5 separate regions of the Homo sapiens genome follow, and all the other regions are linked to region 3. The links are chromatin loops, found by intact Hi-C in ENCODE. Cell type or tissue: heart left ventricle. All regions are shown on one strand. Links, peaks and the distances in the headings refer to the core of each region. The heading gives the core; the rest is flanking DNA. Region 1 overlaps SGMS1 (sphingomyelin synthase 1). Region 2 overlaps SGMS1 (sphingomyelin synthase 1). Region 3 overlaps SGMS1 (sphingomyelin synthase 1). Region 4 overlaps SGMS1 (sphingomyelin synthase 1). Region 5 overlaps SGMS1 (sphingomyelin synthase 1).

Region 1 (6,166 bases), core at 238-5,237, 58 kb after region 3:
CTTTTTCAAACTGAAAAAAGGTATAATTTTGTGATATGCTACCACTGTTTATTGTCCTACCTGAATATCCTGCCTTTGGGAAAAGAATATTTATGTTTATAATTTGTATATAAGAAAATACTATCTTGTCTACAGTGACAATCTTGAGGTTTGGTGAGTATATATATGAATTGTAAAACAGGGTCATCTGGGAGTAGTTGAGGAAAGGATATGTATATTTCAATGCTAAAGAGACCTTTTTGTGACTTAACTTTTAGTGGTATACCAGCAATAATGAGACTTTCCTCCTCCTTATCATCATCTGTCTTTCTTTAAGTGCTTCTTAGGAGCCAGAGAGCATGCTAAGTGCTTTGTACAATTTCGTAAGTGAATTCTCCCAAGAACTTTAAGAAATGGATATTCATAGCTCCATTTCACCAATGAGAAAACCAAGGCTTAGGGAAGGTACTTTGCTTCAGAAGTAGCTGTTTCATATTTGAATACAGGATGGTTTTGTGTCCAAAGCTTTATTTTTAAAATTTAATCTCAGCTGCTATTATTAAAATTACCTCTCAGAAAGTGAATAGTAGCATACTCATGAAAATCAGGTTTTCTAATATTCTTAGCCAATTGCATAGATGGGACAAAAGTTTAATTCTATTAGCCAGTTTAAAAATAAAAATACTTAAAGAATTACCAGTAGGATGGCTACTATTAAAAAACCCAGAAAATAACAAATGTTGGCCAGGATATGAAGAAATTGGAACACTCGTGCACTATTGGTGGGAATGTAAAATGGTACAGATGCTATGGAAAACAATATGACAGTTCCTGAAAAAAATTAAAAATAGAACTACCATATAATCCAGCAATTCCACTTCTGGGTTTAGACCTGAAAGTGTTGAAAGCAGGTTCTTGAAGATATGTTTGTACACCCCGGTTTATAGCAGCATTATTCATAATAACCAAGGAGAGGAAACAACCTAAATACCCATTGATGGATGAATGGGTAAACAAAATAGGATGTTTGCATACAATGGAATATTATTCAGCCCTAAAAAGGAAGGAAATTCTGACACTTGCTACAACATGGATGAACCTTGAGGACATTATAGTAAGTGAAATCAGCTAGTCACAAAAGGAAAAATACTATATGCTTCTACATATATGAGGTACCTAGTGTATTCATAAAGACAGAAAGTAGAATGGTGGTTTCCAGGGGCTGAGAGGGGAGTTACTGTTTAATAGGTACAGAATTTCTCTTTGGGATGTTGAAAACACTCTGGAAATGGATGGTGGTGATGGTTACACAACAATGTGAATGTACTTAAAGCCATAAAACTATATACTTAAAAATGATTAAGGTGATAAATTATGTTATGTATATTTTACCACAATAAAAATAATGCTTTAAAAAGAAAATAAGGATTGAAGTGATTGGTTGTGAATTCCTCTTCCCTCTGAATGATAAAAGAGATTTTATCCGATCACATCTTTCCCATGTTAAGTTACCATGATCCCCTCCCCCAAACAGCATTGCTGAAAAAGCAGGGGTGGTGGGCAAGTCATTGAGACCTTGAGTTATATTTCCCTAACTCCCAACTTGCTTGAAGTCTGTGTTCTCTTCATCTTGTCTTTTAAAAATGAGTGGGCTTTTCTTAGAAACCAAATTCCCTGGAGTGTGATATCAGCATACTTTTACTCTGAGAGTTTTTAGCAGCAGCTTTCTCAGCCTGAGAGGAAAAGCAAAATATAAAAATAACTTAGGGCTCACATTCAAATAGGTAAACAGATATGTCCAAAGTGAAACCTCTAACTGAAAGTCATGCATTTCAGTTAGGCACAGTGTTAGATGGTAGGTGGATGAATCATCTGGTCTGACCTGTCAACTGAAGGATCTGGAATTTTTTTTTTTTTAGATGAGTTTTGCTGTTGTTGCCCAGGCTGGAGTGCAATGGTGCGATCTTGGCTCACTGCAACCTCCGCCTCCCAGGTTCAAATGATTCTCCTGCCTCAGCCTTCTGAGTAGCTGGGATTACAGGCATGCACCACCACGTCCGGCTAATTTTTTGTATTTTTAGTAGAGACAGGGTTTCACTATGTTGGCCAGGCTGGTCTTAAACTCCTGAACTCAGGCGATCCATCTGCCTCGGCCTCCCAAAGTGCTGGGATTATAGGCGTGAGCCACCGCGCCCGGCCAGGATCTGGTATTTAATACTCACTTACCTTTTGGCTTCTCTTGCATAATCTCACTGGTTCTGTTCAGCTCCATATGGACAAGTTTAATATGATAGAACACTGAAGCTTGTTTGTCATGTCTTCCAGCTTTAACACTATTATGGGTTGTATAGATTGTAATTCTTGAAAAGATGAGTCCTCAACATTTCTTGTTAGTTGATAGCTATGTGAGCAGTATAGTGGTGAATGGAGCTCACACTGAAGTGCATAATGATCCTTATTAGACAACTTTGTAAGTTTGAAAATGTCATCAAAGGAGAATTAGGATCATCTGTCAAGGCTACCCTATTGTGGGGAAGAGAGGTGTGGGTGGAGGCAGAGTTCTCATCGTTAATCGTTGACACTTGGAGAGGTTTGCATCGAGCCTTCTGGACTTCATTCTAATGACAGTAGAGCTGTCTCTACATTTCAGTGTTGGAAGAAGGGTGGAGGATGACTTTACCATATCCCCCTTTTAAGATCACTTTTACCAGTGGGTGGAAGCTAGAGTGGAATTAGGGAGACCAAACAGGAGGCTGCTGTGGGTTTGTGTCTAAAGATGTTGGTAGTGACATTAGTTGACATGCATGGAGGACTACTTGGATGCCAAAAGCTTTATCCTTACTGTAGCTCTGTGAGCTATATAGATGGGTGACATTACTGGCACCATTTTGCGGATGAGGACATCCAGGATTAGAGAGGCTAAGCAGTTTGCCTAAGATCACACAGCTCATAATGAATTTGAGATGGTAGCCAGGCCTAGGTACTGGTAGAGAGGAGCTGTTTTTATTCTCCCAAAGCCATGGGATCACCTGGAATGTGATATAGGAAGGCCTAGGGTTGTCTTTAAACTGGGATCTGGGAGCCATTAGGCAGCTCTGGCCATGTCTGTTCCTACTTGGAATATATAACAGCTTCTGGACATTATTAAGTGGGCTGGCTTGTGTTTTGTTGAGGAACAGGACAAATGGGGCATTTACTAGTGCTGTGTGCCTCGTTGCTTTTCTGGGTAGTGTTTGGTGATGGGCATAGTGTGGAGTGGTGGTAGAGTACACAGTGTGATTCTGTCTGGTAAGGAAGCTGTATGTTGATGTTCACTGATGTGAATAGGTTCATACAGTCCCTTAGGCATTTGGCTGGAGGATAAAGAACAGCCATTGACCAGCAGAGTACTTTTTTTGAAGTTTATGCAAGACAGCGTGCTAGGTACTACTGCCAGCTTGACAATAAAGGCAGAAAGACATTTAGAGCCATTAAAGAATTATTTATACCAGAATACAAAAACACACTTTTCAAATGTTTTGTAGGCCCTTTTCCTGCACAGCATGTGCCTCATCTACTCAAATTTAGGAAAGGTGGTTGGTGGTTTTGCAGAGAAGCAAGGAACTGTAATATCTGTCTGCATTGGTCATGCTTATCATGTAACACACTGGATTCAGTATAAAGGAAAACCGACAGGTATGGAGTGTCTGCTGTTTTATTTTTAAAAAATTGTTCATTTTTTAATTAAAAAAAGGAAATACGTGCACATGACTTTAAAAAGCTCTGTAAACAACATAGAAGGATGCCGAAAGTGAAAATCCTCCCTTTCATCTCAGTTCTCCCTTGCCTTCCCCAGAGATAGGCCAAATTTTCTTATGTATTTTTCCATATATGTTCTATGTAGATACAAACATGTTCTGTGTATGATATGCATACTATTCCAAACTTTGCTCTTTTTTTTTTTATAATTCTTGGTGACAATTCCATATCAGCCAGAGAAATCTATTCAATTTATTTTAATGTAGTTGGACAATTTCAATATATGAAATTAACAAAATGTTTTTAGCCAGCCCCCTACTTAAACCTTAGAGCTTTTATAAATAATATTGAGAAGTATATCCTTATATTCGTTATTTTACACATTCTTCAGTACATCTGTAGAATAAACTTCTATGTTTATATGTACATTTAAATATTGGGAGCCTAACTGTTGGTCTGTGTAAAGCTAGATTTTGAACATCTATTGTATGAATGACCAGTCTTTTTACAGAATTTAACTTGATTAACATGGTTTCTATCCTGCTTGCATTTGTGAAAAAGTGCAGATCAAATAGATCACATTCTATTTAAACATTTTCTCCTAAAATTAAGGCATTTTAGCCAAATTTTATTTCAGAGAAGTACAGTTTAATCATTAATTAAGCCTCTTCCACACTTTGACAGATACAGCACATCCTTTTTTTTTTTTCTTAACTTTTTTTTTTTTTTTTTTGAGACGGAATCTTCACTCTGCTGCCCAGACTAGAGTGCAGTGGTGCGATCTCAGCTCACTGCAAGTCCCGCCTCCTGGGTTCACGCCATTCTCCTGCCTCAGCCTCCCAAGTAGCTGGGACTACAGGCGCCTGCAAGCACGTCCGGCTAATTTTTTTTTTTTTTTGTATTTTTTGTATTTTTTTTTATTTTATTTTTTTTTTTGAGACGGAGTCTCGCTCTGTCGCCCAGGCTGGAGTGCAGTGGCGGGATCTCTGCTCACTGCAAGCTCCGCCTCCCGGGTTCACGCCATTCTCCTGCCTCAGCCTCCCAAGTAGCTGGGACTACAGGTGCCCGCCACTATGCCCGGCTAATTTTTTGTATTTTTAGTAGAGACAGGGTTTCACCGTTTTAGCCGGGATGGTCTCGATCTCCCGACCTCGTGATCCGCCCGCCTCGGCCTCCCAAAGTGCTGGGATTACAGGTGTGAGCCACCGCGCCCGGCCTTTTTCTTAATGTAGGTAAACTGGTGTCATGGGAGTTTGTTGAACAGATTATTTCATCCCACAGATATTAAGCCTACTATCCATTAGTTATTTTTCCTAATCTTTTCCCTCCTCCTACCCTCTACCCTCTGAAAGGCTCCAGTGTGTGCTGTTCCCCTCTACGTGTCCATGTGTTCTTATCATTTAGCTCCCACTTACAAGTGAGAACATGTGGTATTTTGTTTTCTGTACCTGTGTTAATTTGCTAAGGATAATGGCCTCCAGCTCCATCCATGTTCCTTCAAAGGACATGATCTTGTTCTTTTTTATGGCTGCATAGTATACAACGTTGTATGTATCACGTTTCCTTTATCCAGTCTACCACTGATGGGCATTTAGGTTGATTCCATGTCTTTGCTATTGTGAATAGTCCTGTAATGAACATAAGGCATGCATGTATCTTTATAATAGAATGATTTTTATTTTTTGAATGTATACCCAGTATTGGAATGGCTGGGTCAAATGGTATTTCTGTGTTCAGGTCTTTGAGGAGTCAACACACTTTCTTCCACAATGGTTGAACTAATTTACACTCCCACCAACAGTGTATAACATTCTTTTTTCTCTAGAACCTCGCCAGCATTTGTTATTTTTTGACTTTTTAATAATAGCCATTCTGGCCAGGTGCCAGGCGCTCATGCCTGTAATCCCAGCACTTTGGGAGGCCAAGGCGGGTGGATCACGAGGCCAGGAGTTTGAGACCAGCCTGGCCAACATGGTGAAACCCCATCTCTACTAAAGATACAAAAAATTAGCCGGGCGTGGTGGCACACAACTGTAATTCCAGTTACACGGGACGCTGAGGCAGGAGAATCACTTGAACCCAGGAGGTGGAGGCTACAGTGAGTCAAGATTGTGCCATCGCACTCCAGCCTGGGCAATAGGGCAAGACTCTGTCTCAAAAAAACAAAATGGAAAATAATAGCCATTCTGACTGGTGTGAGTTGGTATCTCATTGTGGTTTTTATGTGCACTTCTCTAATGATCAGTGATGTTGAGTTTTTTTTTTTCATATGATTGTTGGCTGCATGTATCTCTTTTGAAAAGGGTCTGTTTGTGTCCCTTGCCCACTTTTTAATGGGGTTGTTTTTTTCTTGTAAATTTGTTTAAGTTCCTTGTAGACTCTGGATATTAGACCTTTGTCAGATGCATAGTTTGCAAAAAATTTCTCCTATACTGTAGGTTGTCTGTTT
Region 2 (6,166 bases), core at 257-5,256, 180 kb after region 3:
CTTGTATGCTTTGCTGTTTTGAGGTCTGTACACTTCCACATGTGATCAAATAATTTAATCTGGGCACACTAGTGTTTGCCTTCTGCCATCTATACTACTTCCGATCTTTCACGTCTGTGTGGAACTTCAGCCAGGCTGTGAAGCTACAAGGACAAGCCCTTCTCAATCTGATACCACCTGACTCCTCTCTCTTCCATTCTGTCTTGAAAGAAATGTGTCCCACTCTGCAAAACAGCTTGTCCCCTGATCATTTCTCCCATGGTGGCCAAACCCTCCTTCTCAAGATTTGTGCCTTGGCCAACTAATAAATTACAGTGCTCTCACCCCCTGTCTTTATTTGAATCCACTCCAGTTGATAGCTATCATGAGCCATGCCTGCTACAAGGTAATGCCTGACTCTTAAAAATTCCTCCTCTCTACATCAAGTTTGATGCCTTCTGTGTTCTCAACCATGACCCATTTTACAAATCCATGTGCTCAATGTTCTGTGACTAGACTAACAAGCACCAGTCACACCCTTAAATCTTTTTGTCTCTTAGGTTGTTCTAGCCCAGAAATCTCTACCTTGTCTGCCTTCCCACCTCTTATGTTGTAGTCATCACCAGTCCCTCAAGACAGCCACCAAACCTGTTCTCCTTTCAAGCTCCAGGAAATTACCTAATCCCACTTCCTTACTTCTTTCTGCTTGGTTGCCCAGGCTCCCTAACCTAACCTGTGGTCACAGTTTTTTTAATAGTCTTGACCACAGCCCTAGAATTTCTTGTTCCCTCTGTCCTGAGTTCTGCAAATTCTGTTATCCCCATCCTCAATCCTAGATTATCTTACTTTTCACCTGCCTCGGGCTGCGAAGGCATTAAACAAGTAAAATACAGAGTATGAAAGGTTGTGGTCAAGGGACATTCAGTTGATATTAAGGATATTTGAACAGAGGCTTGAAGTAGGCAAAGGAGTGAGCTATGAGGATATCTGGGGAAGAATATTCCAGAAGAAGGGCCCTCAAGTGCAAAGACTCAGGTAGAGCATAGTAGGCATATTAGAGAAACAGTGGCCAGAGTGGTTGAAGTGAGAATGGGCAAGTGGGGAGAGGCTGGATGAGTGAGGATTCTTAAGAGGAGGGAAGAGGATGAGGTCAGGAAGGTAGCAGGAACCAGATCACTTGGGACCTTATGGAGCCTAGTAAGAAAGAGGTTTGGTTTTTTTACTTGGAGTGAGATCCAGCACAAAGGGTTTTGAGCATAGAAGTGATTTTAAAGAGGCAAGGGTAGAAACAGACCACACAGTGTTAGAGGTGATTGGTTTCTGGATATATTTGGAAGATAAAGCTGATAGGATTGCTCTAATAGATTAGATAATGGGGGTGGGGGTGGGGGGAGCACAGATTGGAGAGAGTGCACTCTCATATGTACTCACCAGCTGGGAGTCTTTGCCAGAGCAAATGACAGAATGGAATTGCAATTTACTAAGCTGAAGAAGGCATGCAGGAGGAGTTGGCTTGGAGGAGAAGAGCAGGAATTTGGTTTTGGACGTTTTAACCTAGTTAGGCAGCAACCATGGTGTATGTTTCTTTGTGGTTCACTGAATGCCCAGGACAATGCTTTGTGCATAGTAGGTGCTTAGTAAATGTTTGATTTTATTTTGATTCAGTGATTTGGCTTTTGTAAATATATATTAATATAATCAGTCATTAGCTGCTTAGTGCTGGCCTGCTTTGTGCCAAAGAGAAAAGCTCATTAGGTTTATAAATAGAAGATAAATTTCAGCTGTGTCTTCAGTGCAATTGATGTGGCTATGCCTTTGCCAGAGTGCTTTCATAATCTGTTCTCTGAATGCTGATCAAATTCTTATAATGAACAGGATGTCTATATAATGTGTACTTAGCTTCTTAATATTATGTGGATAGTTTGACTCCTCTACCATAGGAGTAGCACATGGTCAAGATGTGGAATAGATACCTATGGGACTGCTAATGGTTATTTTATGGTAAGAAAGTAGTTTCCAGAAATAATTTTAGAAGCCATTGTTGGGTATTTCTAGGTGCTAGATTTTTACCTCTTGTACTGACAGAATCTTTTTCTCCCAATGTGGTATTAATACATAATTGCCGCTCTTAGTCATTTTTCCAGTTTTTATCTTTATGACTGACGTTTTGTTCTTTTACAAATTAAATCCGTATTTTTCCTTGTTCCTTATTTGTCTTTTATACTGAAGTAACCTGTGACATTTGAAAGTTAAATTGTTTGATCTTACAGTTTACATCTTTAGATCATTTGACAAAATCTTGAAAAGCTTTTAATGAGCCATGCCACTGTCTCAGGTTATGATCACATAATGCTCTCATCATATATGAAACTGACTTTTCATCAAATGGTTTGGGTATTAATGCATCCAGAATTTTGAAAAATTGAACATTCCATGATCAGGGCGTTAAGACAACTTAGGACAGTGATGCCTGCAGTTCTATTTTAGTGCGTAGGACCTGTTTGGGAAGGAATAATTAAGGACATGCCATCCTGATACTGTGTTGCTCAGATGTGCCTGTATTATCTTATTATTCCTACCAGTGTCTCAGTTGCTCATACAAATTAATGAACAACTCATCTGTAAAGGATGTGGAAATTATCATACTTTCAAAAGCTTTTGGGAAACATCTATAAGGGCCTGTGTTTAGGTTGTATTTCCTATGATGATACCCTTAGAAATCTGATTAAATATACTGCTGAGGAGGATTTTGATAGCTTTGAAAAGAATGAAGGCTAAATTTTATGTGGAAGATGGCTATATATACAATCTGAAGAAAAAAGTCAACTATTTTATCATTGTACAAATGTGAAATAATGTTTTGAATATTTTTTTTATATTATAGCATTGACTTTGGATTTAAGTTTCCTTTTCTTATAGCAAAGAATAAAAAAATTAGGAACCTCTCTGGACCTTCTCTTAAGGTTGACTGATTCCCTTTATATATTTAAGAAATTTTTTACCAAGGCCAGTAGGGCTCACTGATTTTTTCTCCTCCTTGAGCAAATCTCAAAAAGAAATGGTATGATTAAAGGAGGTATATACTTTCCCATGTAAAAATCTTAGCTGTGTGTGTTTTTTGTTTTTTTTTGAGACAGAGTCTTGCTCTGTCACCCGGGCTGGAGTGCAGTGGCATGATCTGGGCTCACTGCAAGCTCCACCTCCTGGGTTCACGCCTTTCTCCTGCCTCAGCCTCCGAGTAGCTGGGACTACAGGCGTCTGCCACCATACCCGGCTAATTTTTTATATTTTTCGTAGAGATGGCGTTTCACCATGTTAGCCAGGATGGTCTTGATCTCCTGACCTCGTGATCCACCCTCCCCGGCCTCCCAAAGTGCTGGGATTACAGGCGTGAGCCACCGTGTGCCCGGCCTATTAGCTGTGTTTTTTAAGAGATTACTTATTTTTAAAAATTAATTTTCTTTGATGAAATCTCCAGTTTATAGGTTTGTTCTTTTTTATATTTGGGGAAAAGTAAGTTTTAAGGAAGTTAATATAATAGGTCTCATACTGTGAAGAATCTAGATTTAATAAGTATGTTATGATCAAACGTAGTTGGCCACCTTCTTTCTCTAGTATTCGCTTTTTGTTGTTCATGAAACGTATTTATATTGACTGCCTAGCATGTGCCGGGCACCGTGCTAGCTCCTGGGAATACAATAATGAAAAATACAACCAAGGGACCTTCCCTTATGGAGCTTTGATTCTGGTAAGGCAGAAAGACATTCAGCAAGTAAGATTATATAGATAAGAGTGCGGTGGTTTGAATGTGTTCCCCAGAGTTCACGTGTTGGAAACTTAATCCTGAATGCAATGTGTTCTGAGGTGTGACCTTTAAGAAGTGGTTCAAACAGGAGGGCTCTTCCTTCATGAATGGATTAATGCCATTATCACAGGAATGGTTCCCTTATATAAAAGGATGAGCTCACCCCCTCTTTGCCCTTTTGCCTTCCACCATGGGATGACGTAGCAAGAGGGCCCTCACTAGATGCCAGTCCCTTGAGATTGAACTTCCTAGCCTTCAATTCTGTTACAGCAGCACAGAATGTACTAAGTCAGAGAGGATGCTCAGAGAAGGCTTATTTGAAGAGACGACATGGGAGTGGAGGCCTGAATATTGACTGGAAGCCCATCATGTGAAACATAGGGTGGAGGTGTTCTAGGTGGAGACAATAGCATGTTCAAAGTCTGTGAGGTAGGAACTACAAGTAGTCCAAAGTAATTGAAGTATAGTGTGCAGTTGTAGAACTCCACCATACAAAGGCAGGAATGGTCTTGTACAATATGAAATAATGAAGTGTGGGTTTTATTTTAAGAACAGTGGGAAGTTACTGCAATAATTCAAAGATGAGAATTACACAGTTTTAAAAGTTCTCTTGCTGCCTTGTGCAGTTTGGGTTTGGATGGGATAGGGTGTGTACGGGAGCAGTATTGAGGAAGCTTTGGCAGTAATTCTGATGAAATGTAATGCCACCTGAACCATGGTGGTTACAATGGAAAGGAGAGTCATGCGTGGCATAACGACATTTTGGTCAATGACAAATTATCTGTACAATGGTGGTCCCAAATGATTATAACACAGATGAAAAAACCTATATAGCCTACTGGTGTAATAGCTGTCCTAACATCCTAGTGCAACACATTACTCACATTTGTGATGATGCTGGTCTAAACAAACCTACTGCACTGCCATCCGTATAAAAGCATAGCATATATAATTATGTACCTTACATAACACTTGATAATGATAGTATTTGGCTCTGTTAATGGTTTATGTATTTGCTATGGTGTACCTTTTATCATTATTTTAGAATGTGCTCCTTCTACTTATGTATTTTAAAAAGTTAACTATAAAGCAAGTCCTTCAGGAGGAATTCCGGAAGGCATCATTATCACAGGAGATGACAGCTTCATGCATGTTATTGCCCCGAAGACCTTCTGGTGGGACAAGATGTGGAAGGTGGAAAACAGTAATATTGATGATCCTGACCCTGTGCAGGCCTAGGCTAATGTGTATGTTTGTGTCTTTTTTTTTTTTTTTATTGAGATGGAGTCTCGCTCTGTCGCCAGACTGGAGTACAGTGGCACGATCTCGGCTCACTGCAAACGTTGCCTCCTGGGTTCAAGTGATTCTCCTGCCTCAGACTCCTGAGTAGCTGGGATTACAGGCATGCACCACCACACCCAGCTAATTTTTGTATTTTTAGTAGAGACAGGGTTTCACCATGTTGGCCAGGCTGGTCTCAATCTCTTGACCTCATGATCAGCCCACCTCAGGCTCCCAAAGTGCTGAGATTACAGGTGTGAGCCACCATGCCTGGCTTGTGTCTTTGTTTAAAAAAAAAAAATTTTTTAAGTAAAAAAAAAATTAAAATTTAAAAAATAGAAAAAAGCCTATAGAATAAGGATATAAAGAAAATGTTTTTATACAGCTGTATAATGCGTTTGTGTTTTAAGCTAAGTGTTATTACAAAGGAGTCAAAACATTTTAAAAATTAGAAAATTTATAAGGTAAAATGTTACAGTAAGATAAAGTTAATTTATTATTGAAGAAAGAAAAACTTTTAAATAAATTCAGTGTACCCTAAGTGTGCAGTGTTGACAGTCTGCAGTAGTGTACAGTAATGTCCTAGGCCTTCATACTCACCCACCACTTTACTCACTGACTCACCCAGAGCAACTTCCAGTCCTGCGAGCTCCATTCATGGTAAGTGCCCTTTATAGGTGTCCAATTTTTATTATTTATACCATATTTTTACAGTACCTTTTCTGCATTTAGATACACAAAGCTTACCATTATGTTACAGTTGCTTACAATAATCAGTACAGTAGAATGCTGTACAAGTTTTTAATCTAGAAGCAATAGGCTATACCATACAGCCTAGGTATGTAATAGGTTACACCATCTAGGTTTGTCCAGATACATTTTCTGTGATGTTCACACCATGACAAAATCACCTAATGATGCATTTCTTAGAAGGTATCTCGTCGTGAAGTGACACATGACTGTAGATGGATTTATGATATACTTAAGAGGTAGAATTGGCAGAACTTGGATCTTTGTTGAAACTGGTTCTTTTCAGTGCAGCCCTTTTTCATCTTTGCCATCTTGATAGCTAAAGAATGGCATCTTGCTGTTGTTTTAATA
Region 3 (6,166 bases), core at 628-5,627:
CAATGATCAGGTTAATGAGAGTTCGTTGACCCATTAACACATAATTGCTCATCATACTCAGAAGTCCTAGGGTTCAGTTGAAGAAGCACAGAGGCAGGAGGGTGTGTTGGTTACTAGCATACAGCTGCAGCCAGGATCTGGTTTGCTTTTGGCTCTGCCACTTAGTTGCAGTGTGACAATTAGCTTAACTTCCCTGGGACTCAGTTTCTTAATTTCAAGGTGAGAGAAGGTAATTATAATAACTGTCTCTTAAGGCAGCTGTGAGGATTATATAAATAAGTTAATTGGCTGAAGTAGAGTTTGGTACTTACGGTGTCTATGTAAGTTACCTTTGTAAACTCAAAACCTACTGAGTTTTTCCTTCTCCTCCTATCTTTATTTCCCTGTCAGTCCATCTACAGTTGGGAAATAATTCCCCATGTGTTTCTCTTGTTTGTATAGTAGCCTTGGAAGTTAGAAGTAGTGGGTAGAGTCTCCTATGCAGCAAAAGGCAGGTATGCTGATTGCTTGTTATAAAAGATTAAGGTTTCCTAAGCTCATATAAACCTAACAATACAAATTTTTTTGGCTGCCATTTTTTTTTTTTTTTTTGCTGTTAGAGTTTGTGTGTTTATTTTTGCTAGTTCAGATTTTATATCAGGTTCTAATTTCTACAACATTTACCTTTTTTTTTTTGCATTTCTTCTGCTAAAGCATATTTTCCTTTTAAAAGTCTTTTCGTTAAAAATTTTAGTAATTGAGCTATTTTTGTTTGCCAAAGCAAAACAGTTATTCTTTTTTCACCTCAGATAAACAACTAATATTGCTTAAATATTTAGTGGGCAGTACTAGATCTTTATTCCTATGTGTAAGCAATTTATTACTAATTTCTTTTAAAAGCATATCACTCAAGAATTCTTTTTCCAAATGACTAATAATGATGCTTCATACTTCTGTGATTAAAACATAGCTAGCAAAAAGCTAATTGAGTTACTTTATCTTTTTAAAATACTTCCAACATTCTTCTTGCTCTTTATTCATTATTGTGAATATCTAAAAAATTATTTAATAAATAAGTGATACTAAGTTCAATAGTATTTACATGTACTGTTTACAAAGAACTGTACCCTAGTGAATATTCAAGCACTGGAAAATGCCTATGAGCATTATCTGATCGTGTTAACATTTGGATCTTCTAGAAAGATTAACAGCACTGCATATAATCAGTATTTGTATAAAGCCTACTATGTGAAGCTTATTAATATTAATTTTATTTGCAATATTGACTCACCCTTGGCGGCAGACAGGACATCGAACTCACGCTTAGAACATGGGAACAGCTACAAGGAAGACTGAGTGATTGGATTGGGGCTCTTCTCTTCTGCACACTCCTGTCTCAGTTCTCGGAAATGTTGGCCTTAACCTTTACCTCTGCAGGACGGCATTTCCTGTGCTTGCTTTGGACTTGTCAGTGGACTTGATGTTGATTGCTAAGCAAGCAAGAAAATTATAATACTGTTTTTGCTGTTTCTCATCTGATTTTTCTAGGGATTCTGCAAAACCTATAAATTTCCAACTAAATTCTGGAAAGGAGTTACTACACAGAAACACTGTTCTCATTTCACTCCAGACAAACTTCTCAGTTGTTGCTGCGTCTGTGCGGGCCTACGGGGTCTCTCTGATCTTACCTCTGATGATTGTTCCCTTGGCTCATTGTGCTCCATTCACTCTGGCCTCCTTGCTCTCCTGAGATACACCTGGCACATGTTCCTGTGGTACACCTGTTTCCGCTTTCCCTGGAATGTGCTTCCCCTGACATGTTTGCTCACTCCCCTTCCTCTAGGACATGCTCACATGTCCCCTTTGGAATGAGGCCTTTGGTGACCACTCTAGACAAAATAACCCAGCCCCCAAGCACTCTCTGGCCCTCTGCCTGCTTTCTGTTTCCTCCATGGCACTTAGCACTTGTCTGACACTACTGTGGGGTGGTCCTGAGGGCAGTGGTTGTGTATACTGCTTTATCTTCAGTGCTGCAACACTGCCTGTTGCATAGTAGAGGCTCTGTAGTTATTTGTTAAATGAATGAATGAGGTTACTCTTACAGTTTTGTATGGAACAGCTAGGAGACAGGTAAGATTGGTGACCGAGAGTTGTATTAGGAGGCTGTTGTCATGGACCCCCTGGGATTTGGTAAGAATCCAAACCAAAGGGTTGGAGAAGTGAAACAGTCAAGAGACAGGGTGGGTAGGTGTGGTGGTGATGCATCTCCTTTGGGAATGGAGGAGAGGGGAAAATGAGAGCATTCTGGAATATTCCCTGTTTTTAGCCTGGCAATTAGATGGTCTTTCCGTTGAGCTAAGATAAAGAATACTGGAAAAAGACTAAGCATTTCTTTTACAAAGCAAATTGTGTGTATTAGTAGAGAACAACATATTTCTGAAATTGGTGTTTTTATGAAATATAGTTTCTCAAAGGCTCTAAGTAACCCTTGCTGAAATGCTGATTTTAGTTTGAGGTCAAGTTTCCTAAAATGTTTTAAAAGCTAGCCATGCAGGAAGGCTTTGGCCTCCAGGGAGTTTATATCTTTAGATAGAGAGATTTTTCTATATTTGGGAGCTAAACTGGAGTTTCTGAAGGTCTGAATACTTAGTTAGCTTCTCAGTACCTTGAGTCACTAACAAAATTAACATTTTAAATAGGAAGTTTACAGTTCTTCCCTCTTTTAATAAATGTTTCCTTGTATAAGAATGATCTTTGAAGCAGAGGCCTCAACCGCATTCCTTATTACACTGCTGCAGCTCTGGATGTACCCATGAAGCCCTGTAATTGGAATCTTCTGGCTGGCTCAGATAAGCAGCTTATTTGTGAGCCAGGTCCTGCCCTGTTTCTTTAAGGCCTCAAAGCAGGAAGATGGTGAACTTTATGCAATTCTGAGTTGACTCCAATCCAGATGTATTTTGGAACTAGGTAGAATATGACTGGTAAGTGAATTTTAATATTTTAATTGAGTTACTTGGATGAATTTAGAGTGATTCTAGGTATTTGCTAATAAAAAATACAGAGTTCATGTTTGTGAGGCTTTTCACTGATTACAATTCATTACTTTGTTCCAAGATAATTTTGTCTCCCTTGCTTCTCACCTGCCACGTGGGAAGCCTTGGCCTCTTTCTTGCTGAGGCTCAGGCTCCTTTGAATAGCAGAGATGAGGGCATGATGCTGGTGACACCTGCTGGCGTGACCCCATTTGGGGAGGCTCTGGCTTCTTTCCTATATGGTTAGAGGTGTCCAGGACCTCTGGGAACCCTGTCTGTTAAATGGAAAGAGTTGGCCTAGAGCCTCTCAGGCATCTCCCAGCATTGAAATTCTGTGCTCTAACTGCTTTTGGTAAAAAGAATGCAGTAGATCTGAATGTACTGATGTGGAAGGATGTCCACGACATATTGTTGAGTGAAAAAAGCAACTTGTAGAACATTTTGTGTGTCTAGAAAAAGAATACATAGTGATGTAATCTGTTAGCAATTGGGGGAGTAGAAGGGAAGGACTTTTACTTCTTAATTTATATCCCTTGGAACTAAATTTATTCACCCATATGACTTTTATAATTTTAAAAGAATAGCAACTAGAAAGCCAATCATTTTAGATGAGCTGTGGTGGGGCCAGCCCCTGAACCTTCTCGGTGCCTGCATTGGGTGGCTGCAGCCTGCTCCTGCATGCCATACTCCCTCTAGCAGCAGCTGGCTTGGGCTGAGAGGCCGCTTCCCACTTGCACTAGCAGGGAACCTTTGTTTTTTCATACCTGCCAGCTGGAACTGTCTTCCCTGCCTGGCTCCATTGACATTTGGATTTACAACTCATATTTTAAAGTTAAAATATATAGGTTGTGCTTCTTAAAAATCACTAACGTTTAAATTTTTCATTTGCTTAGGCTTGCTTTTCTGAAATTAGTAGGCCTTAATGAGGTTTTGGTGAGTTCCAGGATAGTCTTTCCCTGACTGACAGACCGGAACGGGTTTTTGTGTGTATTTACTGACAATGAGTACTGCAGTATGTAACTAATAAAGAATTAAAATACTACTTTTTCTAGGGATGTTTCAGTTTTAATAGAAGGCTCTTAAAGTTTTTAGGAATCAAAGCTCTGAGTCTCAAGCACCTCTTGACTAATGGTGATCCCATATTTTTAATTAGGCATGATGTATGGTTACTCCCAAGTCACCTGTGTAGGCTGGAGATGCTGTGGGATGTGGCAGTAGGTGACGGTTAGGTGGTGATTGTAGGTGCAGAGTGAGTTGGGTGACATGCTGGGAAGACTTTCATATATTGTACCAAGACCCTATGTGTCCCTTCTGTTTTCAGGTGCCTTGTGCCTTTCCTTTATTGGGTCTTATCTGAATAATTTCATCTGTTGCTTTGAGTATAACTAAATATTAAGATAAAAACTATCTAGTGGAGCATCAGTAGCTTATAATTTAGCAAATGGGCCTTTGTTGGCACTTTGATTTAACTAATGTAGATGACCTATGCAAGAAGAGTAACTTTAGGCTTTTCAGTGAGTGACGTGAATTTAGCACATCACATGAAGCACATGTCTTGGAGCTATTAGCTGTCATAGTTTATTGAGTCAGATACCTAAAAGCAGTGGTTCAGAGACGCAGGCATGAACTTTTCCACCTGCCTTACCTTGCTGAGGTCATTTTAAATGCCCCAAGCTAGAAATTGGGTAAAGATTTATAATTTGTCAAACTGAAAATAGAAGAATATGATGAGATGTAGCTTGGGGTGAAAGATTTTTTTGTCTTAAAAATCAGTAATACTATAATGTAATAATAGTTTTCTTTTATTGAGTTTTCATTTATTTACTGTAAAGTCAGGAAATATACTAAGTACTTTTTGTGCATGGTCTCATTAAACCCACAGAGCAACTCTATGAATATCATCCCATCTTACAGACGAAGTAGCTGAGTAACAAAGAGGCTAAACACCTTGACCAAGGTGGTATATTTAACTAATAAATGTTAAAGCTGGGATTTGAACCCCAGGGGTTAAATCCAGGTCCAGAGTGTTAACCACTGAATTATACTCTTTCCCTTAAGTGGATGATAAAACCTTGCTAACTAAGGCTAATTGTGAGCTTATTGTGGACAACATTAACGTGACTTCATTTAAGAATATTTAGTGTCGGCATAGATCACAACACCATGGCTGTGATTGGCACCGTGGTTGTTTTCATTTCTGTAGCTGCTGTAACAAATGACCACAAATGTGGTGACTTAATCAAGGCATTGGCAGGGCTGTGCTCCCTCTGCAGGTTCTAGGAGAGAATCTGATCTTTGCCTCTACCAGTTTATGGTGCCTGTCAGCCTCCCTTGATTTGTGGCTGCCCTACTCCCATCTTTGCTCTGGTGTTCACACTGCCTTCTTCTCTTCTCTTTGGTGTCAGGTCACTGTCTACCTCCCTCTTACAAGGAAGGATACCTTTGATTGCATTTAGAGCCCACCAGGATAATCCCCCCATCTCAAGGTCATTAACCTAATCACACCTGTAAAGTCCTTTTTGCCATGTAAGATAACATTCACAGATTCCAGGGATTAGGACATGGATATCTTTTGGCGGGGGACGGGGCACTATTTAGCCTACTACAGTGGCAAATATTAATAGAACTTTCAGTCCGCCTTGTAGGAGTATGCTTAACGTCAACAATTTCCTAACTGTTTTGCAGGACACAGATGTTAAAAATGTGAAAGAATTCTGTTGTCAAACAGACTTGAGAGTCATTGTGTAATATATCCCTCTTTAAGGAGATTCCCAATGCACAATGAAGGCTTTGAGAATTCCTGTGGCAATGAAAGCTGCTTAACCTTGTCAAACCCAGGATTCCTCAGACTTAGTTGATTACAAAACACTTCTTTTTAAAGGGTATGTCTACTTACATATCAAAAAATACTTGAAGATGCCTTAGGAAGCATGAGTTGAGTTACTTGTTGCCTGTTAGTCTTTTGAAGGCATAGAGTGTGTTTTAACTGACTTTTTGTTACTTAATATCTTAAACATGCTTGGAATTGATTGGACAGAATAAAACCAAGATAAATATACAAAATTAAATGATTCAGGGATAATGTGGGTTATGCCTTGCGTGCCTGTCTGAGGAGTTTGGACTTGATTCTCTAGACCAAGGATTGGCACACTGTA
Region 4 (6,166 bases), core at 894-5,893, 110 kb after region 3:
TAAGGTCTTCAGCCCATTTTTAAATCAAGTTAATTGTTTTCTTATTGTTAAGTTTTAAGAGTTCTTTGAATATTTTGGATAACAAGTCTTTATCAGTATGTCTTTTGCAAATATTTTCTCCTAGTGTGTATATGTCTTTTCATTCTTTTTTTTTTTTTTTTTTTGGCGGAGTTTCACTCTTGTTGCTCAGGCTGGAGTACAATGGCACCATGTTGGCTCACCACAACCTCCGCCTCCCGGGTTCAAATGATTCTCCTGCCTCAGCCTCCTGAGTAGCTGAGATTACAGGCATGCGCCACCACGCCCGGCTAATTTTATATTTTTAGTAGAGATGGGGTTTCTCCATGTTGGTCAGGCTGGTCTCGAACTCCCGACCTCAGGTGATTCACCCACCTCAGCCTCCCAAAGTGCTGGGATTACAGGAGTGAGTCACCGTGCCTGGCCTGTCTTTCATTCTTATTTCCCTTTTTCACAATCATTCTCTAGTGTGCAATAGAGTTTTCCAGAGGCTGTATATGGTATCACAATAGATTGACTGCAGACATTAATAAGGGAATTTGTGATTTTCTCTTAAGCCAGATATTAAAGAAAAATGTTAAAAAATATACTCTTCTTATATTGTTTTAGAAGATAAATTTTTCATTAATTTTTTTTTGAGACAAGGTCTTGCTCTGTTGCCCAGGCTCAAGTGCAGTGGAGCCATCACAGCTCACTACAGCCTCCATCCACCTCTTGGGCCCAAGTGATCCTCCTGCCTCAGCTTCCCAAACAGCTGAATATACAGTGGTGGGGACAAAAGTAGGCTCAGGAGAAAATGAAAGAGAAAGAATTTGTTTCACAGTTTGGATTCCTGAGACTGTGAATTGATCCATCCCATCTCTTCATTTTGAGGGAGTCACTACAGTTCCTGACTAGCCTTCAGATTACTTTGCACTGGAACCTATCCCAGTTGAACCAGCTGTGGAATTTGGGGGTGAAGGGTGTGAGGAAGTGGTATAGGACAAGTTGCCTAGTCTCCTTTGCTGCACATGGGATTATTTTCTTTAAAATGACTATGGACAAGAGATCTATTGTACTTCATGATGACTCCAGTAAATAACCATGTATTATATGCTTGAAAATTGATAAAAGAGTAGATTTGAAGTATTCTTACCACAAAACAGGATGTGTGAGGTAATGCATATGTTAGTTAGTTCCATTTAGCTATTCCACAATGTATATGTATTTCAAAACATGTTATACGTGATAAACATGTACAATTTTTATTTGTCAATTAAAAATAATTTAAAAAGAAGCAGAAACAATATGGGTTATATTTTTGAGCTAAGAAATATGTTTACATTGAGATAGTTAATAAAATAATTTTTTTCTTAAAATTATTGTTTCCTTCAGAAGGAATAACTGACTTTATTTTGTTTACTTCTTACATAATATTTATCAGTATTAAGTGTTACAATTTTAAAGAGGAAAGAAATGATACATTTTCCCCAAGTAAGGTTTTTACCAATTTATATTCAAGAACACTTATTTATACTTTAAGGTAATTATTTATGTATATCTCTTCCACTAGACTTAGAAGTCCTTAACAGCAGGGTGTAAAATTTAATTTTCATTTCTCTAGTGACTATCATCTTACCTGGATTATAGTAGGAATTTAGTATTTTAGAATGAATAAGACATTAGAAAATTTGGATTTGTGTTTTATAGTTTATTTTCTTTTTGAGTCTCTCTCCCTTGAATTGTTAAAAGTAACCTTTAAATTGTTAATGTGGTAAGTAAAATTAAATAAAATCTAAATGACAGATTGCTTTTAATTCTCCTTGGTTGGAACAAATGTTCAAAGACTATTTAGATAGGAAGCAGACAATAGTTTGTTTTCCTTTGCTTTGATTGGGTATATATTTCAAAAATGACATGTGTAAATTAAACACACACACCTTCTATTTTTGAGGCTTTAGAAGTTGTTCCCCAAGATAAGAAAGAAACACTTTTGACCTGTGAGAGACCATATCTCCTCCAGAACTCATTCAAATAAATTATTTTGTGATTTATTTTAAAATTTAGGTATAATTTATACAATGTACAAATTTGAAGTGAATAGTGAACCAACATCTCTATCATCCCAAAAAGTTCTCTTGTGTCCACTTTCAGTCAGGTGTGCCATCCCAGAGGCAAACACGTGTGCGAGTGTGATTCTATCAGTAGATTTTGCCTCTTTCAGAACTTCAGATATGTAGTTATACTGAGTGTGCTTATGCTCCTGGTGTCTTTTGCTCCACTTGCTGGTGTTTTATAGATTCATACTCTTACTGCATGTATCATGCTATTGAGTAGTATTCTATTGCATGAAGTTATTCACCTATTGATAGACATTTGGATGGTCTACAGTTTTTGGCTGTTATGAATATAACTACTGTGAACATTATTGTATGTCTTTTTGTGTATCGGGGGAAACCAGCCCCTGATATTCGATATGGGTCCTTTTCTATTTTCCCTAAGTGTTGGCCTGTTTGAGAAATACAGGGAAAGAATACAAAAGGGAGAAATTTTAAAGCTGGGTGTCTGGGGGAGACATCACATGTTGGCAGGTTCTGTGATGCCCAGCAAGCCGCAAAACCAGCAAGTTTTTATTAGTGATTTTCAAAAAGGGAGGGAGTGTATGAATAGGGTGTGGGTCACAGAGATCACATGCTTCACAAGGTAATAAAATATCACAAGGCAAATGGAGGCAGGGTGAGATCAGAGGACCGGGGCAAAATTAAAATTGCTAATGAAGTTTCGGGCACGCATTGTCATTGATAACATCTTACCAGGAGACAGGGTTTGAGAGCAGACAACCGGTCTGACCAAAATTGATTAGGTGGGAATTTCCTCATCCTAATAAGCCTGGGAGCACTAGGGGAGATGGGGGCTTATCTCTTCCCTTATCTACAATCGTAAAAGACAGACATTCCCAAAGCAGCCATTTCAGAGGCCTCCCCTTAGAAATGCATTCTCTTTCTCAGGGGTGTTCCTTGCTGAGAAAGAGAATTCAGTGATATTTCTCCTATTTGCTTTTGAAAGAAGAGAAATATGGCTCTGTTCCACCCAGCCCACAGGCAGCCAGCCTTTAAGGTTATCTCCCTTGTTCCCTGAACATCGCTGTTATCCTGTTCTTTTTTCAAGGTGCCCAGATTTCATATTGTTTAAACAATTTGTACAGTTAACACAATCATCACAGGGTCCTGAGGTGACATTCATCCTCAGTTTACGAAGATGACGGGATTAAGAGATTAAAGTAAAGACAGGCGTAGGAAATCACTAGAGTATTGATTGGGGAAGTGATAAGTGTCCATGAAATCTTCACAATTTATGTTCAGAGATTGCAGTAAAGACAGGCGTAAGAAATTATAAAAGTATTAATTTGGGGAACTAATAAATGTCCATGAAATCTTCATAATTTATGTTCTTCTGCCATGGCTTCAGCCAGTCCCTCCATTTGGGGTCCCTGACTTCCCGCAACATTTGTGGACACAAGTTCACAAGTTTTCATGTCTTTTGAGTGTGTTCTTAGAAGTATATTATTGGGTAAGTGTATATTTAATCTTATAAAAAATTTACTTAAAAATTGTCAAACATTTTTCTAAAGGGCTTTATAATTCAGTATGCCCATCAGCAACTTATGAGATGCTCTAATGTACTCCAAGTCTTTGCCAACTCTTGCTTTTTTCAGTATTTTTAAAATTAGCATTCCAGTGCAGGTAAAGTGGTATCTTGTAGATTCCTGTTGTTTCCTTGGTGACTAATGATGTTGAAAATTTTTTCATGTACTTATTGGCCATTCATGTGTCCTCTTTTATGAAGTATCTTGTCAAATCTTTTACTATTTTAACAATTGGGTTGTGTGACTTTTCAAAAATTAAATTATGGTGGTTCTTTATATATTCTGGATACGTGTCTTTGGTCAGATACATGTATGGTGAATTTTTTCCAGTTGGTGGTTGCCTTTTCATTTTCTTAACTTTGTCTTTCAAAAAGCAGTTTTGATATTGATGAAGTCCAACTAGCTAGTTTTTCTTTTATTGGTAGTATTTTGTCTACCTCATCATTGCAAAGCCATTGTTCTACGTTTTCCTAAAATACTTTATAGTTTTAGCTTTTATAATTAGTTGTATGACCTCTCTCAAAGTATTTTTTTTTTAATAAATGGGGTCTTCTTGTGTTGCCCAGGATGGATATGAACTCCTGGGCTCAAGTGATCCTCTTACCTCGGCCTCTTGAGTAGTTGTGATTACAGGTGCACGCAACCACTCTCAGCTCTAAGTAATTTTTGTTATTAGTGTGAGGTAGGAGTCAGGATTCATTTTTCTTTCCCTATGAATATTTATTTGTTTCTGCTCAATTTGTTGAAAAAATTATCCTTACACCCACTGAATTATTTTGACATCTTGGTCAGAAAATCTGTTGGTCGTATATGTGTGTGTCTATTTGTGATCTCTGTTTTGATCCATTGTTCTATTCATCTGTCCTTATGCCAGCACTGTATTTTGTTGAGAATTTCTCCATGTATGTTTTATGAGGGATATAAGTCTGTAGTCTTCTTTTATTATGTTTGTCTGGTTTTTGTATTGAGTTTCTACTGGTATATCCTTTTATTACATGTTTATCTGTGACTTTGTATTTAAAATGCATCTATTTAGGTACCATATAGTTCAGTATCATTTTTTAATGTATTCTGGTGATTTCTGCCTTTTAATTAAATGTTTAGTCTATTTACATTTACTGTATATTGACATGTTAGTTTTAGATCTACCATTTTAAAACTTGTTTCCTATATGTCTTATCCTTTAGACTTTTAAAAAATTCTGTGTCTCTGTTTATTGAATATTTTTAGTATAACATTTACATTTCTCTCAGGTTTTCTTTGCACTACTGTTTTGTAGTTACTCTGCAGATCACAATATTCACCCTTAGTAAAAAATTTTCCTTGAATTAATATGGTATTGCTTCATGTAAAATATAAGAAACCTACAATAATATGGTTTCATTTGCCTCTCCCCATCTGTTGTGCTATTGTCTTTGTACATTTTATATCTATATATGTCACAAACTATATAATACAATATTATACTTTTAATATAGTATGTATTAGTCATATATGTTTTAAATAAATTAAGAAAAAAAGTCTTTTATGTTAACATACAATGTATTATTTCCAAGGTTCCTCATTCCTTTCTATGGGTTTACATCTATATCTGGTATCATTTTGCTTTAGCTTGAAGAGCTTCCTTCAGCATTTCTTATAGTGTGGGTTTACTGGCAACAAATCTCTCATTTTCATTTGTGTGAAAATGTCTTTATTTTTTAAAAGATTTTTTTGTTGTATATAGAATTCTAGGTGGGCATTCAGTCTTTTTTTTCTCCTTCTCTTTAGATGTTGATTATTGTTTTCTGGACACCTGTTTCGAATGAGATGTCTGCCATCATTCCTCTTCTTCTTCTCATATGTTGTCTTTTTTTCTCTGGCTACTTAGAAACTTTTTTGTTGTTGTTGTTATTTTTGGTTTTCATGGTTAGTGTTCTAGCAGACAAAAACCACAAACTTTGGCTCAAATAGAAGAACTGTGTTTAAAATTGAGCCCCGTCACTTAGTAAGTAGGTTAACTTAGGCATGTCACTGTATTTTTCTGAACTTCAGGCTTTTCTTTGGAAAACAGGGATGCCTTATCTACATTAGGGTTGTTGCAAAAGTCAAAGCATCTAAGTGCTAGTCTAGCTATTATTTGTTCTCTCCAGCTGAGAGAGCTGATTGACTGACTTTTCCTATATACATTTATGGAAAAGTAAATATTCTAAACTTATGAGATAAACATGGCTTGTTTTCTATTTTGAAATTTTTGCTCATAGAACACTAAGGAAACCATTCTTATTAAGTGCAGTTTGAATAGTAAAGCAGGAAGCTCAAATTATCTGCATTAAAATAGGCACAGGCAAAGATTTCATGAAGAAGATGCCAAAAGTAGTCTCATCAAAAGCAAAAATTGACAAATGGGATCTAATTAAACTAAAGAGCTTCTGCACAGTTAAAGAAACTATCAGCAGAGTAAACAGATAACCTAAATAATAGGAGAAAATTTTTGCAAGCTATACATTTGACAAAGGTCTAATATCCAGAATCTATAAGGAA
Region 5 (6,166 bases), core at 292-5,291, 230 kb after region 3:
CAGCAAAAATACTCACTAAATGTTTAACCACAGATACTGAGTGGGTTCTGGCCAATCAGCGTGGGCTCCACTTGTATGTCCGACAGTTGAACGTCAACTCAAGTTTAAGGCCTCATGAAGCCTAATTAATAGCAATATAAACCAGTTTAAGCACTTTTGGCCAGTTAATATATTTTTTAAAAAGCACCACACAACGTTATTCTCAAAATCTTTGTCTTAATCTGGTATTAGCCATAGTTACAACATTCTGGTTTCAAGTTCTCAAGTAGTTTTTGGGGTTTGTTTTTATTGAGTCATTGAAAAATTACAGTAAATGAACCTACAGAATTTCTTGACTGAGAATCTGCCCTGTTTTTCCCTTTTTCTAGGTCTATTATTAGCAGAAGATTTTTCTGCATAGTTGGCACGCTGTACCTGTATCGGTGTATTACAATGTATGTAACTACACTCCCAGTACCTGGTATGCATTTCAACTGTTCTCCGAAGGTAAACTATTCCTCGCTGTAATTTCGCTTTCTGTTTGTTTCTTGTCTTGCCCTGGGGTCCTTTGAGTGAGGTTGCAGGAAAACGTTTCTTCAGAATACAGTGGAGTCACTCCTCTATCTGAGAATGTTACTAAATGATATGGCCAGGCAGCCCCACCCTTCCCAGAATCTCTAAGCCCTGCCAGTGCCTCCCAACTGGGGAAATGTGTGTTGGAAGCAGTTAAGCTTTGTGTAGTTCTTTGGTTTCCTGCCAAATTGTTAAAATATCATTCATTTCTTTGACACGCATCCAGAAGCTTTTATATGCTTCCTCTCCCTCGGAGGGAGAGCTCGATTTCAAGTGACATTTTTTCCATTTTCCTTCTTTCTATTAATCCCTACAGCAGAGCCAGGAAGAGAAAGTATTCCTATTTCCTTGCAGTCCTCAACCAAGCCAAATAAGATCACTGTTCTCTGGGGTAATATATTGCCTTATTGATTTTCTCTAGTAACAAAGAAGTCTTTTTAAAAATAAACTTTATTCCTCTCTTATTGTCTCTACCTTTCCATCAGATTCAAATGACACTCTTCACCTCCTAACCTTTACCTTGGAAGAATTTTTAACTAGGGTGATCGTTGGAACTCTGTGAAATAATTAGCAGATTTTATTGTTAAAATATTTATGTACATTAAAGCTCTTTAATGAATTTTTAAAAGAGGCTAATTTCTCTCCTTGATTTTTGGTGGGAGAAAATATAGTATACTCTGATGTATTTGAGATCATTTCTTTGCATTATACCTGTGTGGGTGAAACAGCCAAACACTTTCAGTCTCATTGCTTTGTACTTTTGTTCCTCCAGAAGAGATGTTCTCTTTGATAGAATCTTTGGAAAGAGAGCTGAAAAATTCACTCTGGATTTTTAATTTGATCATATGAAATTTTGGATCTCTTTAATTTGTATGTCTCCTGTGGCTCTTTTCTTTGCTAAACTTACATATGTGCCTACAGAGATAGCTCATTTCTTACTTAACTTTTTGCTTTTTTTAATTTTTTAATTTTTTTAATTTTTTTTATTTTTTGCTACACACTACTTCCTTACCTCTGGAAGAGCTGTCATACAAAAGCAATGTTCTCAACATTCCACTCTTCTCTATCAGCCATCCTGCCTCCCTGCACTCTCCTTCTTGCAGTTTCTTTCGCCCTTCCAAAGAAGCCAGCTTCACATCGTTTTTATTGTCTGTAAAAGCTCTCAAGCACTCACCTGTAGCTCCTGGGTTATAGGGAATATCTTGTTGTCATTGAAAATCCAAGGATATGGACTCTTGCTGGGAGCCTGGCTTGATAAGCAGCATGTTCTCAGCAGTAAACTGACAGTTTAGGATATTCACCTAAGTTTAATTCAGCTCCTTAAAAAAGTCTGTGCATTGGGAAATTTTGCTACCAAGGGGTAGGTAGATGTAGGTTCTGGCCAAGCACATGTTGAAGATGGATCCAGTATTGAGGGGCCGTACCATGTAGCCTTTCTCCCTACTCTGGTTCTAAACTTGTTTCTTCTTGAGGACTACTGTAGCTCCGCCAGTTGCTGGCAAGCCCATACTTGGTGAGCCATTGGTTCTTACATAGTCAGCTTGAGTCATCAACATATCTAACCAAAATTCTTTGCCTAAGAATAGCTTGTGGGTTTTCTTCGTAAACACAGAAGTAGCAGCAGGAACTGTTCACAAAAGCCAAACTCAAACGTGTTGCTCATTTATTGTGTTGCCAGAAATCCCAACTAGGGCCCTCATTCTATGAGGATCTTCTGGAAACTAGAATCTTAAACAGTAGGAGGTGAAATATTAGCACACCTTAGAAAAAAATACTAGTTAAAACTCATTAAATCTAATTACTACAAAATCTAATTTTGTAGAATAAGACTCTTGGAAGAAAGGATTTAGAATACACTTTTTTATTCTGAAAACTTTCACATGTATCCCAACTGCTATAAGGAACTCCCATAAACCCAACACTCAGATTCAATAATTATCAAGATTTGCAACATTTGTTTCCTTTCTTTTTTCTTTTTGAAGTATTTAAAACAACTCCCAGGTAACGTCATTTCACCTCCACATACTTTAGTACGCATCTAAAAACTGTGAACATTTTAGTACAAAACCATAATGCTATTGGTGTTCAACAAAATTAATAGTAATTCTGTGATATCAGCAATTACAAGTTGATGCGATATCCTGATTGTCTTAAAATGCTTTTCCTTTTTTTACAGTTGGTTTGTATAAATTAGGGTCCAAAATCTTTATATTACATTTACTTGTTCTGTCTTTTAAGTCTATAATTCTAAAGCAGTCCTTTCTTCCTTTCACCCCTCTACCAGTAGCCTGTAGACATTAGATTAATAGTCCTACAGAATATCCCACTTTCTGGATTTATCCATTTGTTTCTTTGTGGTGTCAAGTGACTTGTGTCGCTCTATGTTTCCTCTGAATAGAAAGTTGGCTCTGCAGACTTAATTAGATTCAATTTTAGCTTGTTAACAGAATATTTGCCAGGTGGAATAGAAAGACTTCTGAAGCTAGGCACAAGAGTTGGGAAAGGCTTCGAAGGCTTGGTGCTGCCTCTTGGATGGCAGATCAAGCTTAAGAAATTCAGTGGTCAGGCAAGGGCTAGAATCCTCCACTGAGAACGAGTATCTGAAGACAGAAAAGGGTGACACTGGAGAGAAGCCTCAGAGGACAGCTTTGCCTACTTTAGAATCATACCTAGGGCTAAGGGAATCAGAAGTGAGAGGAACCTTATTAAAAGTCACTCAGGCCAAAGTTCTATTTGATGTCTGAACATCATCGCCACTGAATCTTCCATCTCTCTCTGAACCATTGTACAGAGAGGGAACTTAATTGCCCCTGTAAAAATACAAACTTACCTAATAGTAAAAAGAACACTAAAGTTAAGGTTAAGACAGTCTTACACAACCACTTACTAGCATTGGGCAAGTCATTTAACTTTTCAGAGCCTCAGTTCCCTCCCTAAATGGCAAAGCAGAGCTAATGATGCTTTTTGAAATCTGTCTTAAGGAGTTATAGGTGTGGAAGGAGACAGTTTCTAGGGGCTCTGTGGGTGTAACGCACTATACAGAAGTAAGAAGAGGACTTAGTATTGTCATCATGCTTCAACCCCTAGACTCTTATTTATCCAGTGAGAACTGATTTAACAAACATACATTAGGGACCTACTGTGCTTTGGGTGCTAGAGTATGAGGCATGAGGAAGGTAGATATAGTTCCTACCTTTGTGGAAAACACCTTAAAATCTGTTAGTTTAAATTTGTAACTTATGTAATAAATGTGTAAAATGCTGTGATAAGGGCCTCAAGCTAAGCTACTGGCCCTAAGGATGGATGGAGAGGAAGAAACAGACTTGAGCAATATTTAAGAGACCAAATTGATACAACTTGATAATAGATTTCATGCAGGGAATGAGAATAGGGAAAGATTCCAAGGGCTGGATTTTACACTGGTATAATGACATGGTATAGAGGAAATGAGAGTTAATGAGTTGGATTAAACACAGAGTTTAAAGTATCTGTGAGATATCTAAGTGGTGATGTCCAAGATAGTTAGCAATATAGTCTAAAGCTGAGGGAAACATCAGGCTGGAAAATAAATATTTGTGAATCATCATATTCTGGATGGTGGTTAAAGCTGTGGATATGGATGAAAAGGCCCAGAAACAAGTTACAGAAAGCACAGTGCTTCCAGAATTGGATATTCTATTATTTGAGATACCAATTAAGGCCTGTCACTTGGTGGATACTCTGACAGTTACTCAATATCACTAAACTGTAAGGGAGGAGAGTTGAGCTTTAGAATATGACTTCCTGCTTAATACAGTCATGTGAACTTAAACTTGGTTTCACTATGCCATTAAAATGCTGTAATTAGTGTACTTAATGCTTCCCTTAATGCCAGTACTCAAAATGTGCAGCTCCTAAGAAAAATGTTTCAACAAGTATACAGTAGTGATTATAAAAATTGGTCTTATTGTTCATTCACTCGATGGCAGTATACTCTTCACAAAATATAATCGCTCAGAGAAATAATAATCCTATGAGATGATCAGGCTGTGAGGAAAAGTAGGCTTCCCATAAATGTTTCTGCAGCAATAATAAGCCACTGGGAAAAGGAAGTGAAAAGGGAAGTGGATGTGTTCAGTTTCTAGATTGCAAATTTCTGGCATATCCCATGGTGGTATACATGTGCATGGCTTACACTGGAGGCTGCCAAATTTTTGATACCTTGATTAGCCCATGTTACTCTCATCATAGCTCCAAAGACCGTGTGTTCCATCCTGAAAACAACCTCTTCTCATCTTTTTTTTTTTTTTTTTTTTTTTTTGAGACGGAGTCTCGCTCTGTCGCCCAGGCCGGACTGCGGACTGCAGTGGCGCAATCTCGGCTCACTGCAAGCTCCGCTTCCCGGGTTCACGCCATTCTCCTGCCTCAGCCTCCCGAGTAGCTGGGACTACAGGCGCCCGCCACCGCGCCCGGCTAATTTTTTGTATTTTTAGTAGAGACGGGGTTTCACCTTGTTAGCCAGGATGGTCTCGATCTCCTGACCTCATGATCCACCCGCCTCGGCCTCCCAAAGTGCTGGGATTACAGGCGTGAGCCACCGCGCCCGGCCCCTCTTCTCATCTTTTTACAACTGTTTATGATACTGGTTTCTTTAGAAAAGGGGCAGAATATTTGAGAATTCTTTGGTGTTGTAAGCTTCCCGTTGGTAAGGTTTTTCCTGTTTTAACAAACTCCTTAAAATAAAAAATCCCAGATAAACAGGCAGCCTAATGCTAATAGAAGAGAAGAAATAACTTGCACTGTTTTCGACTCTCATTTTCATAATCAGATGAGTTAATCTAATAGTGACTAAACAGTAAAATGAGATGCATGTTTGGGCGTGTTTTGTGGTCTCCATGGTGACCTTAGATTTGAAAACCTTTGAGAAGAGAGAGAGTACATTAAGACAGGGACACTCAGCTGGCTAGTGCATTAATCCAATGTGGAGTTTTCAGTGAAATGATTCTCTTGAACTTGAAAAACATGTTTTGTTTTGTTTTAATTTTTGCCTCTGACATAAGTGAACACAGCCCATTTTTGGACAGGGTTATGTCTGGGTGGCATCTGAGGTTGATCGCTCAGTGGATCAATATAATACAAATGCAACAGCAGAACAGCCTTCATATTCTTCTCTGCCACTGTCAGCTTTTCTGCAATGCACAGATTAGAAAGATGAAACCACCTCCTTTGACTTGCTGCTGAACTGTAATGTCAACCATCAGCCTAACGGGTCCCTATGCTGGCACAAGTTCAGTCTTATAAGGCAACAGACTCATTGCTCTTTAGGATGTTATGGCCTTCTTCAGTTCTTTCTTACTTTCCTGAGTAGCAGTTAGAGTATTCCAGGTGCCCTCTACACTGACAAAGTTTGATATTCTGATTAGCTCCTGCTAACCTTATCAGTATTTCAGGATATGGCTTGTGTTCCATTACCAAAATAACTTCCTGCCATCCTGTTGGATGGTGTGCAACTTAAATTGTCAATGCTTGATTTTGGATAATTTTCTGCTGGTCTTCCAGTTTCTGATTGTCATTAAAATTTTCCTTTTCGTTTGTTCTCAATTCTTTTTTTTCTGCTTCTTGCATATACTTTCCA

What was found. A loop is a pair of places that touch in the nucleus more often than their neighbours do. Peaks named below come from ENCODE experiments on the same cell type or tissue, not always from the same donor. Only the 100,000 strongest peaks of a DNase experiment are listed, where the experiment ranks them.
Region 1: a loop joins it to region 3, with 2.4 times the contacts of the local background. A loop is called at or near these places in 11 of 110 quality-filtered maps.
Region 2: a loop joins it to region 3, with 2.9 times the contacts of the local background. A loop is called at or near these places in 4 of 110 quality-filtered maps.
Region 4: it touches region 3 in a loop (2.2-fold over the local background); 3 of 110 quality-filtered maps call a loop at or near these places.
Region 5: it touches region 3 in a loop (2.1-fold over the local background); 7 of 110 quality-filtered maps call a loop at or near these places.

The regions. Positions count from the first base shown.
Region 1 is chr10:50,493,523-50,499,688 of GRCh38, reverse strand. The region is part of intron 3 of SGMS1 (sphingomyelin synthase 1); the gene reads left to right. Among named protein-coding and RNA genes, the nearest start is that of SGMS1, 130 kb to the left of the region's middle. In heart left ventricle, for the core only: no CTCF peak of the experiment used is centred there; no DNase peak of the experiment used is centred there; H3K4me3 peaks cover 674 bases; H3K27ac peaks cover 1,634 bases.
Region 2 is chr10:50,369,636-50,375,801 of GRCh38, reverse strand. All of the region lies in intron 6 of SGMS1 (sphingomyelin synthase 1), which reads left to right. Among named protein-coding and RNA genes, the nearest start is that of ASAH2, 120 kb to the right of the region's middle. In heart left ventricle, for the core only: no CTCF peak of the experiment used is centred there; no DNase peak of the experiment used is centred there; H3K27ac peaks cover 2,237 bases.
Region 3 is chr10:50,552,111-50,558,276 of GRCh38, reverse strand. The region is part of intron 2 of SGMS1 (sphingomyelin synthase 1); the gene reads left to right. Among named protein-coding and RNA genes, the nearest start is that of SGMS1, 69 kb to the left of the region's middle. In heart left ventricle, for the core only: CTCF peaks have their summits at 3,227 (motif pointing left) and 5,266 (motif pointing left); no DNase peak of the experiment used is centred there; H3K27ac peaks cover 2,387 bases.
Region 4 is chr10:50,442,741-50,448,906 of GRCh38, reverse strand. All of the region lies in intron 5 of SGMS1 (sphingomyelin synthase 1), which reads left to right. Among named protein-coding and RNA genes, the nearest start is that of SGMS1, 180 kb to the left of the region's middle. In heart left ventricle, for the core only: no CTCF peak of the experiment used is centred there; no DNase peak of the experiment used is centred there.
Region 5 is chr10:50,321,525-50,327,690 of GRCh38, reverse strand. SGMS1 (sphingomyelin synthase 1) reads left to right here. Exons shown (of 11, transcript NM_147156.4): 8 at 369-486. Among named protein-coding and RNA genes, the nearest start is that of ASAH2, 73 kb to the right of the region's middle. In heart left ventricle, for the core only: no CTCF peak of the experiment used is centred there; no DNase peak of the experiment used is centred there; H3K4me3 peaks cover 1,798 bases; H3K27ac peaks cover 2,844 bases.